Linked DNA regions of Homo sapiens: regions 1 and 2 are each linked to region 3. A link is a contact called in ENCODE Hi-C or POLR2A ChIA-PET data. All regions are on one chromosome and are shown on one strand. The core of a region is the stretch at or near the end of the contact, and the rest is flanking DNA. Distances in the headings are between cores, read along the strand shown. Region 1 holds the start of QRICH1 (glutamine rich 1). Region 2 holds the start of PRKAR2A (protein kinase cAMP-dependent type II regulatory subunit alpha). Region 3 holds the start of SCAP (SREBF chaperone).

Region 1 (4,323 bases), core at 1,695-4,194, 1.6 Mb after region 3:
GCAGGAGAATGGCGTGAACCCAGGAGGCAGAGGTTGCAGTGAGCCAAGATTGCACCACAGCACTCCAGCCCGGGCAACAGAGCGAGACTCCGTCTCAAAAAATAATAATAAAAATAAAAAGAAAAGAACAGGTATTCATGTAACACCTAATTCTAAGGCTAATTCAGAAATCAGAGACCCTTACAGATCAAGAGTGGCCATTTAAAAAGCAGACAAGAAAGAAATATGGCACATGAAGTATAAACCACAACTAATTAAACTAAAAGAAAGCATATCCAAAAAAAAAAGCATATCCAAAGTAAGGAAAGACATCCCTGATTCTGAAGCTGCCTTAAAGAAAGGCAGCCACATCCAGAGCCCCTGACTTTGGTTACTTTCCTAGAGCAATTCAAATTTACAAGAAAATTAAACCACTATTTGATCTTTAGTTTGAAATGGCAACATAAGCTGGAGAGAGGATGTGGAACTGCAGAGGTTCTCGAAGAGTTATAGGAAAAATTCATCAGAGAGGACCCGAAGGAAGACATCTAATAAGTAAATCTTAGTTGACAAACTTGGAGAAAAAGTATTTATAAACACCAATTTAAAAGGAAGATCTCAAGCTTAATAGTTAAAAATAAAGATAACCCAGAACAAGCAAGCCTAAAAAATTAATCAAAATTTGGTCGGGCGCGGTGGCTCACGCCTGTAATCCCAGCACTTTGGGAGGCCGAGGGCGGGTGGATCACGAGGTCAGGAGTTCGAGACCAGTCTGATCAACATGGTGAAACCCCGTCTATACTACAAATACAAAAAATTAGCCAGGTGTGGTGCTGCATGCCTGTAATCCCAGTTACTTGGGAAACTGAGGCAGGAGAATCGCTTCAACCAGGGAGGCGGAGGTTGCAGTGAGCCGAGATCACACCCCTGCACTCCAGCCTGGGTGACAGAGTGAGACTCCGTCTCAAAAAAAAAAAAAAAGTCAAAATTTTAAGTGTATCCTAGAAAAACTTTACAGCTTTTCTTTGAACCATTTAGGTCCGTTTAAAAGCTGAGCCTGCAAACGCTTAAATCTGCGGGTTCCACTGACTTATATCCTAAGAGGAGAAAACTGAGCAAGTAGCGAACTGTGGCTGAATTCAAAGATGCCGTTCTCCCACATCTTCATTTTACAGCACCTAATAGTTTCTGGAAGACAGCACCCAGAATTGACAGGATTTGTAATGCTTCAGTATTACCAGAAAAAAAACTGTGCACAGATACTTCCAGGATATGAACAATTTTAACTCACCAGTCACCATGTTGCATGTATTTCTGCTGCTTGTCCTGAGTTCTTAAGACTTCTAATATTCTGAAGAAGATAGAACAAAAAAGTTCCTTCCATCCTCAGCCTCTTTTTATTAATAATTTTAACTTTGTTCTTAAAAACAATACAGTACATTAGAAAGAACTACCCCACCATTATCAAATTTGATGGCTAATTTTACTTCCTCTTAGCTTCCTATTCCTTAAGCTTAATTGAGCAAGACTGTAAATCAAACTAGCAGATGTTTTGTATTAGAAAAAAGAGGTGCCTATTTCTCTAGAACAAACCTAGAACTTCCTTGACACCAAAACACAGCGGCAGGGTCAAAAAAAGAGCTGAAAAGGACTGAAATCCTACACCAAAAGTGACTTTTACAGTGATACACTATCAGATTTTAGTAATTTCTGCTGGGATTTCTGCAATTTCAAAAAAGGTAAAGCACTGATTCTCAGGTTGTTCCATTTTGTTTAAGGCCAACTTTTTGGCTGAGGCAAAGGTGGGCCTTTAATATAATAAAGTAAGCCCCTCCCACTTACGCAAAAGAAAAGCTGCGTTTAAGGATTTAAACTGGCATTTTAGAGCTCGGAGTTCACATGGGCCACATAAGCGAATTCCCTTCCGGAGCGCACAGAGGTGACGTGTATGAATTACGCTTATGGACGTATTAGTTTCTAATGAAAGATAAGCAGGTACCACTCAAGGGCCTTCTAATATTAACCTTCCCTGCCCGGCAGAAAGCCCAGTACAAGGTGAGGAAATCCGAAGGGGCTCACTGCCCTCTCAAACCAAGAGGGCTTGGTTTCCGAAGCAGAGAAACACCCTACCCAAGCACCCGCACCGTACTTGGGCCTCAAGTAACGGCATTCTTCGAGGAGAACGGGCAATCTCGCCCCCCTCACAGAGGAGCGGAACCGCAAGCCAGACAGCAAAGCTGGTTGGTTTCTCTCCAGGCCGAGGCCACGGATGCCCGGGAACGTCACCAGACCAGAAAGGACCCAATCCTCAACCTTCCCAGCGCAACGAGCCGCGGCCGGCCCTCTGCTCAGCAGAAGCCTCCTGCGCGCTCTCGAGGCAGCACCGCCACCCGATATCAGAGCGCGCGCCCCAAAACTGGGGGTCGTCACGGGCGCGCGCTCCAGAAAGCCGCGGTTGCCCACGGGCCACAGCTCCTAGAGCAGAGATATCCGGGCCGGGAACGCGCACGTCGGCGGCCACGCGCACCGAGAGCCGCACAGCGCGCGCGCGTAAAAACAGGCTCAGCCGCGCGCCCGCACCGGCGCGCCATCTCGCGCCGCGCCCACCCAAATCCCCGGGCCACCCCTCCCCCATCCACAGGGCGGGGTGCGCTAGCCCAGGAACGTTTTCGGCTCCGGAGCCGCCCCGAACTCTCCAGGGCCCAGCGGTAGTGGCCCGCCCGCCCCCGCCCGCCGTTGTGTGGGGTGGGCCCCCCGTCTCAGGCCTACAGCTTCGCCGCATCCCCACCCGCACTGGAGCCCTCACCCGGCGACGTCACTGCCGCCGCCGCCGCCGCCTCCGCTGCACCCGCCGGCCCCGCCGCACCGCCAGGGACCCTGGTTCTGCCGTCGTCGCTCCAAGACCGACAGGGTTTTCTCCTCACAGCTCCCTGGGCGCCATCTTACATTCAACCCTCACAGCCAATAGGAGCCGATTGCTCCTCTCGCGATAATCGGGGCGTCGGATCCCGCGAGATCTGGGACTGCCTACCGGCCAAAATTAAAGTGAACGCTTCAGCAGGGGAAGGTGGCCGCGCTTCTGGCCGCTAGAGCGGATAGTGGATCCTAGGGTATGGAGCGGCTCGCTCCGCCCATGGACGCCTCTCCATGTGGGGCGGAGCTAGGGCCGTGGCTTGGCCTAGTAGTGGAGTCTCGGAAGGCTAGGGCTCCAAGCTAGCTCTTTGGACCCACCTTCCGTCGCCCGCCAGAGCCTCCTTTGGTCGAGCACGCCCACGCGGGGCGGGGCCTGGCCAGGCTCGGCCTCTCGCTTAAGGTGGACCCCACAAACTTCTGTCCTGGGCCTGGCGTCCCCAGCCGTGCCCTGCCTGGGAAGCCTCTAGGTTGCTCACCTCCTGGAGGAGTCAGCATCTGGTACTCCCGCTGTCTGCTGCCATCTGAGTTCAGCCTTCCGCAGTTGGGTCCACCTTAAAGCGGGCCCCCGGGTAGCCTAGTGTTTGTATACAGGGAAAATGTGGAAGGCGTTAAAGCTGCAGGCACACTCGGGCCTCAGCAGCAGCCTACACTGCCCCCAGAGGGCTTCCAGCCTGCTGTAGACTCTTTTTGCCTCGGAGCTTTTGCCCTTGTTCCTCTTATCCTGGCAAACTCCCCGTAGTCTTTCGTGATTCCCTTCAGAAGTCACTTCGTTAGAGTAATGTTTTCTGAGGCCCAGGCTGGGTCAGGAACCTCTTCCAGTCTTGCACAGGCCCCAGGGAGACCGCTCCCATACAGTGCTTGGTCACCCATTTCCCCTCCCGTGAACTTGGAAGGCCACCACAGCACGTATGCCCCATCTCACTTTGCCTGGCACGTAGTAGGCACTCAAAAATTATATGCCGAATGGGCCGGGCACGGTGGCTGAAGTCTGTAATCCCAACACTTTGGGAGACCGAGGCGGGTGAATCACCTGAGGTCAGGAGTTTGAGACCAGCCTGGCCAACATGGTGAACCCCGTCTCTACTAAAAATACAAAATTAGCCGAGTGTGGTGGTGCATGCCTGTGATCCCAGCTACTTAAGAGGCTGAGGCAGGAAAACTGCTTGAACCTGGGAGGCAGAGGTTGCAGTGAGCTGAGATCACACCATTGCACTGCAGCTTGGGGGACAAGAGTGAGACTCCGTCTCAAAAATAAAAAAGAATTATAGGCTGATTGGGCGCAGTGGCTCACGCCTGCAATCCCAGCACTTTGGGAGGCCGAGGCGGGCAGATCACCTGGGGTCAGGAGTTCCAGACCAGTCTGGCCAATTTGGCAAAACCCCGTCTCTACTGAAATTACAAAAATTATTCAGGAGTGGTGGCGCCCGCCTG
Region 2 (4,128 bases), core at 134-2,633, 1.4 Mb after region 3:
ACAGGCGTGACCCACCACGCCCGGCCAGGTTTTTCGTTTTCAAAAATGAGGTAGGGTGTCTATTTTGCCCAGGCTGGTCTCGAACTCTTGGATTCAAGCGATATTTCCTCCTCAGCCTCCAGAGTAGCTGGTATAGACTATAGGGGCCCACTGCCCCGGCCGGCAAGATAATTATTTACTCTCACCAAATTTGATTCAATCGTTTTGGCCAAGTTTTTAAAAATAGGAATATTCCCAGGGACCATGTTTGAAGAAATACAAACTCAAGTAAGCAGAGGTGAAATGACCTGAGAGATTTGCTTTAATACACTTCGGCAAAGAAAGAAAAAAGGTATGGATGAAACTTTGTGACAAACGCAACTGTTAAATGTAGGTGATGGCATATAGGGATTCATCTCACCTTTCCTCTTTTGTCTATGCTTAAAAGTTTTCACAGTAACTTTTCAAAAAAAATTATTATTTCCAAACAAACTTACTGTCCTATCAATTAAACACAAGTCACTGGATGAGAACGCTGTTGTCTTCGAAGCCAAAACTGGTGAAGGGTCTTAAGCAAAGGCGAGGGATCCTCTAGCAGGGCCGACAGCGCGCACGTTTCCTTCAAGGCTGGATCTGACAAATCACTCGGTGCGCTCTAGGGCTCGCAGGATCGCGGAGCTCAATTTGGAAGTGGCGCACGCGGGCTCACGCCGGTGTCTCAGGGAAACGCTAGAAACGCGGCTACAGAGCTCCCAATCCCAGCCTGCGGTCGGCTTGGCTGCGGCGCGACACCTGGCTCCCTGCCACCCCTCTAGACCTCTGGAGACCTCCTGCACCACTCCCCAGGGCCCCGCCCACAGCCTACCTTCCAAGTCCTCGTCCTCCTCCGACTCGCTGTCCCCTTTGGCGTCGGCGACACGGTCCGGGCCGGGTTCTGGCGGGGGGTGGCCCAGGCTCTGGCGTGGGGTGGCGGCGGGCAGGACTGAGGCTGGGGCGCGGGCCTCGCGCAGGCGGGTGAAGTACTCCACTGCGAATTCGACGAGGTCAGGCGGCTGCTGTCGCAGCACCTCCACCGTGTAGCCCTGCAGCAGCTCCGTGAGCCCCGGCGGGATCTGGATGTGGCTCATGCCGGCGGCGGCCGAAGGGATAGACGGGTTGGGCCGCCGGCGGCCACTGTCTCCGCGCTCACTCACGCCGGCCTTTCGCTCCGCGCCCGCGAGGTCTCTTCGCGCACGGCCCCGGCTCACGTCGCGCCGCTCTTTGGCCGGCTCTGCGTTTCCGGGCCGCGCAACCCTACGCTACCACGGCCGACCTGGCACCGCCGCCGCTGTCACTGGGCAGCCGCCGCCGCCGCGGGGACCGACGGGCAGGCGAGCTGGACGGGCGGGGCAGGCGTCCTGGTTGTGACGCACGCCACCGCGGGCGTGCGCGTCCCCGCTTAGCACCGGCCCTCAGTGCGCTTGCGCCACTAGATGACCCGCCCCCTCGGGCTGTCGGGGGGTCGAGACAGTGGAGTGTTCCTGATGCCAGCTCACGGAGGGAATCCAGGGAATTAGGTAATGAACGGTCTACCCATGAAGGGGACCGATTAGTGCCTCTCGCCTGGTCCTGAAGACCTTTAAATTATTCTTTCAGCTGATGCCAAGAGCCTCTTTTTGGCCAGCACTTACTAAGCACCAGAGACACAGCGAGAAGCAGAAGCATACGAGCACATCAGTGTGATTCTGCTGTGATGAAGGGCAAGAGAGGGCTCACTTTCCGGCGTGACATTCAAGCTAGCCCCGAGGCCTGAGCAGGACCCGCCCAGGGGAAGATCTGGAGGAAAGCCATCTGAACATACAACAAGAGCAAAGGCCTGGTGGAGTCAAGACCACCTTGGCTGCCAGGTGGAATGGTGGAATAACTCAGGAGTCTGTCAGGTCTCTGAGATGTCAAACGGGTAAGGCCTTGTAGGAAGTAGGCGTTTGAATGAGATCATAATTTGAGAGCCACAGACAGAAAAATAAATTTGAAAGAGTTCACTCAGCCAAATGTGTACAGTGAGAAAGGGAAATAAGGCCAAAAGCAGCAAAGACCTCTGTGCCTGTTCCTCCTGGAGCACTTTCACCAGGGTCCCCAGATCTAGGTCTGCCCATTCCTCTCCCCACATTCTACACTGGGCCCTAGGTCAACACTGCTTGATGAAGTTGAGCAGACCACAGGCATTGTTATCCTTTGCCCCTGGGAAGATGGTATAGGTGAACTGTAGAGGCCAGACTATTTCCCAAATTGCCCTCCTCCTCCTACCAAACTGGAAGGGTATTGAAAAAGGTGGAGACCTTCCTGGGATGTCCAGTCTACAGCCTACGTGCTAACCAAAGGCCCACTGGGCATAGAGCAGAGTCCCCCTCTCCTTACAGGCCTAGCCAGGAAGAGAGTAGCTGTAGGTTTGGGAACCTGAGGGCATTTGGGATGCTTAAACACCGCCTGGTAATTACTCAGTATTAATTAAAATCCTCCCTATCACCTCCCATACAGGCTTGGCACACACCCAGGAGCTCAATGCTGCTGGGAGCTGAGCAGCTGGGAGCAAGGAGCCCTCATCCCCACTGATGAAGAGGCCAGCCCAGGTTCTAGGCTAAGCAGGCCTGTGATTATAAACAGCAGTGTCTCCCTGGACAAGTTTCTTGACCCTGAGAAGAATGTTAGACCATCAACTTTGTGAGGGGACAGGCAGTCTCCAACTTTTTTCCTGCTCAGTCCTTATTGCATACTCTTGGAGAAGGTCTACTGACTTGTTCTCAGATGCCCCACGGCTCAGCCAACCACCCATCCAGCAGAGCATTCAAAAGGCATCTGGAAGGAATGAGGGCGACCGTTCTGCCAGGCCCCTATTTTTTTTTGAGAGGAGTCTCACTCTGTCGCCCAGGCTGGAGTGCAATGGCATGACCTCTGCTCACTGCAAGCTCTGCCTCCCAGGTTCAAGCGATTCTCCTGTCTCAGCCTCCCAAGTAGCTGGTACTACAGGCGTGCACCACCACACCCAGCAAATTTTTTCTATTTTTAGTAGAGATGGGGTTTCTCCATGTTGGCCAGGATGGTCTCAATCTCTTGACCTCGTGATCCACCCGCCTCAGCCTCCCAAAGTGCTGGGATTACAGGCGTGAGCCACCGCACCTGGCTTTTTTTTTTTCTTTTAGATGGAGTCTTCCTTTTGTCGCCCAAGGTGGAGTGCAATGGCACGATCTCAGCTCACTGCAACCTCCACCTCCCAGGTTCAAGCAATTCTCCTGCATCAGCCTCCTGTGTAGCTGGGATTATAGGCACCTGCCACCATGCCCAGTTAATTTTTGTATTTTCAGTAGAGACGGGGTTTTGCCATGTTGGCCAGGATGGTCTCGAACTCCTGACCTAGGGATCTGCCCGCCTTAGCCTCCCAAAGTTCTGGGATTACAGGCGTGAGGCACTGCACCTGGCCATTTTGTTTGTTTGGGTTTGTTTTTGAGATGGAGTCTTGCTCTGTTGCCCAGGCTGGAGTGCAGTGGCATGATCTCGGCCCATTGCAAGCTCCACCTCCCGGGTTCATGCCATTCTCCTGCCTCAGCCTCCAGAGTAGCTGGGACTACAGGCGTGCGCCACCATGCCCAGCTAATTTTTTGTATTTTTTAGTAGAGACGGGGTTTCACCATGTTAGCCAGGATGGTCTGGATTTCCTGACCTCATGATCCGCCTGCCTTGGCCTCCCAAAGTGCTGGGATTACAGGCGTGAGCCACCACGCCTGGCCTGTTTGTTTTTTTGAGACACAGTCTTACTCTGTTGCCCAGGCTGGAGTGCAGTGACGCGATCTCGGCTCACTGCAACCTCCACCTCCCAGGTTCAAGCGATTCTCGTGTCTCAGCCTCCCAAGTAGCTGGGATTATAGGTGCGCACCACCACGCCCGGCTTATTTTTTGTATTTTTAGTGCAGATGGGGTTTCACCATATTGGCCAGGCTGGTCTTGAACTCCTGACCTCAGGTGATCCGCCTGCCTCAGCTTCCCAAAATGCTGGGATTACCAGCATGAGTCACCACGCCCGGCCAAGAAAGACCCATATTTTGTTTTGTTTTCTTTTTTGAGATGGAGTCTTGCTCTGTCGCTCAGGCTGGAGTGCAGTGGCGCAATCTCTGC
Region 3 (4,227 bases), core at 305-2,804:
TTTATACAGTGTTAAATATATTTATATAGTGTTTTTTACATCATGTGCTCAGTGGGAATACTGCAAATGTGTAAAACACCTAAAATGTAAACTATATTAACACACATTTTAAAAGATACAGGTCTTGGCCGGGCACGGTGGTTCACGCCTGTAATACCAACACTTTGGGAGGCCAAGGCTTGTATAATGCTTGAGCCCAGGAGTTAAAGACCAGCCTGGGCAACACAGCAAGACCCCCATCTCTACAAAAAAATACAAAAATTAGCCGGGCGTGGTGGCACACACCTGCTGTCCCAGCTACTGGGGAGGCTGAGGTGGGAGGATCACCTGAGCCCAGGAAATCAAGGCTGCAGTGAGCCGAGATCGCGCCACTGCACTCCAGCCTGGGAGACAGAGTGAGACCCTGTCTCCAAACAAACAAACAAAAAACAAGTCTTTAGGCATCACTGAGGAACACCTAAAATGGATACAGCACTAACTAGACACCCTCGACCCTGACTCCCTAATAAAAGCGTCAGTCTTTTGCTCAATATCCTGACCTGACAGCAAACCAATAAAGACACGGCATAACCAAACTCCACAAATTTTTGGCCAAATAAAAGAAACACACGCAACGCTAACATTAAACCTTTTCTATGGCCGCTTCACGATAAGTATTACAAAATCCCCAGAAAGAGTTTATTCACCTAGCTCCGACTGTCGCCATACAAGGTGGAGCAGTGAGTGACCCGAACCAGGGGCTGACCCCTGCCAGAGCCCCCACAGCGACTCACTGCCCCCCCCTCCGCATTCCCATCTGCACAACTTTCTGTGATTCAAACAGTCCGGAGCCAGGGCTCCCTGCAACTAACGCTATCGTGACATTATAAGCCGGTTAAATACTGAGGTCATAAACCCACTCAGAAGTAAACAGAAGCAACATTAGTGAGCAAAGTTGAGGTTTAAGCAATACGGAAAACTAGAAACCAAGCAAAACCAGCAAAGCAACTAGCGTTGTCTCTCAATAAGATCTTCCAAAAGAGGCAAAGTGGAGAACCTGCTCTCCCCCGCACTCCGGAAAACCCAAACAGCACCAAAGCAGGTTCTACAACAGCTTCCCGGAGCAACTAGGCCAGGGGATGCGACGCCGCGCATCTCCCCCCGTCACACCAGGGGCCCGCGGAGGTCTGGTGGGGACGCGGAGCTCCAGGGGCCGGCCGGTGCAGGGACACGGCCGGGTTGGGGGTGGGGACGCGCGGCCCTGCCTCCTTGCCGGCCTGCGGTCTCCAGGGCCGGCCCGCACGGCTGCTGGACAGCGCCATGCCCACGCACCCCCGAACCTAGCGGCCCCCATTCCGGAACTCCCAGCTCCACGCGGCTGGGGTCGAGCTGGGGCCCGCGGGCAGGCGCCCTGAGCACCCGCGTGACGGTACCTGTGGTGGCAGCACCTCCCAAGCTGCGGCGGCGGCGGCGGCGGCGACGGGGGCGGCAGCAGGGGCGGAGCGCGGCGTGCGCGCTCTCGGCCCGCAGTCCGGTGCGTGGCGCCCTCCCTCTCTCTCCTGGCCGCCGGGTGCCCGCCCCTTCACCTCTCACCTCCTACCTTTACCCTCCCGCCCCGCCGCCCTCCGCACGTGCGCCCAGCGGCGTGCGCATGCGTAGTCGAACCACATTCGCGTCTCCCGTTCGCCCTCTGGTGGACACCGGAGGGAAGTATGGACGGCCGGGCCGGGCCGGGCCGGGCGGAGCGTGAAGCCGGGTTAGGGCCCGCCGGGTTTGGGCCCACCGGCTCTCATCGGTCATCAAGAACTTGCAGAAAGCCGGGCACGGTGGCTCGCGGTTGTAATCCCAACACTGTGGGAGTCCAAGGCGCGAAGATCGCTTGAGCCGAGGAGTTAGAGACCAACTTGGGCAACGTAGGAGACCTCCGTCTCCACAAGTAAAATTAATTAGCCGGCTGTGGTGGCGCGCACCTGTGGTCCCAGCTACTCAGGAGGCTGAGGTAGGAGGATCACCTGAGCCCGGGAGGTCGAGGCCACAGTGAGACAAAAAACAAAAAACCCACCCTGCACAAGATGCTCATGTTCCCTGTTTTATAATGGCAAAAAATTAGAAGCAGCTGGGCCGAGATACACTGCAAATGCAGATGAGAAGAATAAATAATGTCCATAAAACTAGTTTCCCTATAGACATTTAAAAGCATAAGTTGACATTTAACCATTTTCCACAGGGAACAGGTATTTGTTATAATAGCAACAGCTACGTTCACTGTTTACTAGGTGTCAGTTGCGGAGCTGGTATTGTACATGTCCTCGCATTTGGCCCTCCTGAAAATCCGAGGTAGGTCTTGTTACAGGGCCTCACAGAAGGGGAAGGGGAGGCTGCCTCCCCTCGAGGGAAACACAGGTCCCCACCTGCCCAGCTCTGGCCCAACTAGAGACGCTGCCCGGACCACTCTGGGGGGACTTTGATCATGCTACTGCATGCCCTTGCTGTACCCAGGTCTTGTGTCAGAGGTAAGCCTCCCCTCAGCCCCTGCCTACTGCCCGAGACACCCGCACCCACCCCAGGGCTACCTGGATAAGGCAGGCCCTGTACCTGCCCTCAAAGGCACCAGCAAACTTCTCTGGGAGTTCCAGAAAGTGCAGATCTAGTCACCAATGCAAGGCAGAAATTAGAGGTGGCCCTTCTGACCGCACCAGCCCCCGACCCACTACACATTCTTCAGATACCTCCTCCTAAAACCCAGTTCCCACCGGACTCTGGCCTCCCTCCTTGCCCACCACACTATTGTCACAATGAAAGTAACAATGGGGACAGTGGGCCTTGGCCCAAAGTGACTTTCAGGGTTATGACATTTTCAGCATTGTCTTTTGGCTTAATATGGGAATTTTGATCCTATAAAGAAAGTATTCGCTGGGCGCGGTGGCTCACGCCTGTAATCCCAGCACTTTGGGAGGCCAACACGGGCAGATCATGAGGTCAGGAGATCGAAACCATCCTGGCTAACACGGTGGAACCCCATCTCTACTAAAAATACAAAACAAACAAAAAAAAAATTAGCCGGGCGTGGTGGCAGGTGCCTGTAGTCCCAGCTACTCGGGAGGCTGAAGCAGGAGAATGGCATGAACCCGGGGGGCAGAGCTTGCAGTGAGCCGAGATCATGCCACTGCACTCCAGCTTGGGCGACAGAGCGAGACTCCGTCTCAAAAAAAAAAAGAAAAAAAAAAAGAAAGAAAGAATTTTTTAGGTTATTTTTATTTTTACATTTGAGGTCTCACTCCTTTACCCAGGCTGGAGTGCAGTGGTGTGGTCATAGCTCACTGCAGCCTCAACCTCCTGGGCTCAAGTGATCCTCCCAAGAAGGTAGGACTACAGATGAGCGCCACCATGCCATTTTTGTTTTTGTTATTTTTATCAAGATGGGGTCTTTTGCTGTGTTGCCCAGGCTGGTCTCAAACTCCTGGGCTCAAGCAGCCTTCCCATGTTGGCCTCCCAAACTGCTAGGATTACAGGCATGAGCCACCGTGCCCATCCTGTTTGTTGTATTAAATGAGAGAGAAGCAACAATAGAGAGCATTCAGGGGAACTTACCTACACCCCTTACCTATCCTGACATCACTCTCTCCAGGTCTGATCCCTTGAAATACCATCATTTGTCCCCTCAGAAACCTTGGGCATGAAGGAGTCCTCCTGAGCCCTGGGCCCACTGTACCAAAGTCTTCTCTCCAGAGAGGGTCAGGAGCCTGTCTTTTAACCACCTCCATGGCAGGACTTAGCCAGACTGCCTTGGGAACTGCTGTCATTCTCCTCACTCACCACCTCTTCCCACCCAACCACTCCATCAAAGCTGTGTTTGCAGAGGACTGACCCTCAGTGAAGTCTGGACACTCCCCCACAAAAAATAAGAGGCTCCAAAACTGACAAGCACCTAGCTAAGTACCTTTGTGCCTTGAAGCATGGCAAACAATCCTCCACTGCCCTAAGAGAACCCACTGAGAATCCTGTGGAGCCTCTGGGGAAGCTGGGGTTTATGGGGCCCTGGTAAATCTGCTACAGAATGCCCCCCATGGAATATAATGAAGTGGACATGATTTTTGGGCTTCTCCCACAACATTTTTTTTTTTTGAGACACAGTCTCATTCTGTTGTCCAGGCTGGAGTGCAGTGGTGAGGTGTTGGCTCACAGCAACCTCCCCCTCCCAGGTTCAAGTGATTCTCCCACCTCAGCCTCCTGAGTAGCTGGGATTAT

What was found. Hi-C counts contacts between places; a loop is a spot of excess contacts on that map. ChIA-PET counts read pairs that join two places held with the same protein, here RNA polymerase II (POLR2A). Pooled maps may share reads with other maps.
Region 1: a loop to region 3 is called in a map of CD4-positive, alpha-beta T cell, with 9 times the contacts of the local background. The contact joins the promoter of QRICH1 here to the promoter of SCAP in region 3. A Hi-C loop is called at or near these places in 1 of 168 maps with a recorded cell type or tissue (CD4-positive, alpha-beta T cell), 1 of 37 single-sample maps with no recorded cell type and 6 of 50 pooled maps.
Region 2: a loop to region 3 is called in a pooled map, with 7 times the contacts of the local background. The contact joins the promoter of PRKAR2A here to the promoter of SCAP in region 3. A Hi-C loop is called at or near these places in 1 of 37 single-sample maps with no recorded cell type and 6 of 50 pooled maps. POLR2A ChIA-PET finds 5 or more read pairs at or near these places in 1 of 52 experiments (activated T-cell).

What each region holds. Positions count from the first base shown.
Region 1 is chr3:49,091,127-49,095,449 of GRCh38, forward strand. It overlaps QRICH1 (glutamine rich 1), which reads right to left and starts at 2,945. Exons shown (of 10, transcript NM_198880.3): 1 at 2,786-2,945. RefSeq lists enhancers at 2,069-2,581, 2,950-3,069, 3,180-3,519 and a silencer at 2,580-2,829.
Region 2 is chr3:48,846,491-48,850,618 of GRCh38, forward strand. PRKAR2A (protein kinase cAMP-dependent type II regulatory subunit alpha) reads right to left here and starts at 1,384. Exons shown (of 11, transcript NM_004157.4): 1 at 845-1,384. The coding sequence starts at 1,106. PRKAR2A-AS1 (PRKAR2A antisense RNA 1) reads left to right here and starts at 1,447. Exons shown (of 3, transcript NR_109997.1): 1 at 1,447-1,535; 2 at 1,615-1,918; 3 at 2,497-4,128. RefSeq lists a silencer at 1,197-1,526.
Region 3 is chr3:47,474,387-47,478,613 of GRCh38, forward strand. It overlaps SCAP (SREBF chaperone), which reads right to left and starts at 1,555. Exons shown (of 23, transcript NM_012235.4): 1 at 1,413-1,555. LOC105377073 (a long non-coding RNA gene) reads left to right here and starts at 1,559. Exons shown (of 3, transcript XR_940821.3): 1 at 1,559-1,978; 2 at 2,256-2,316. RefSeq lists a silencer at 1,103-1,642.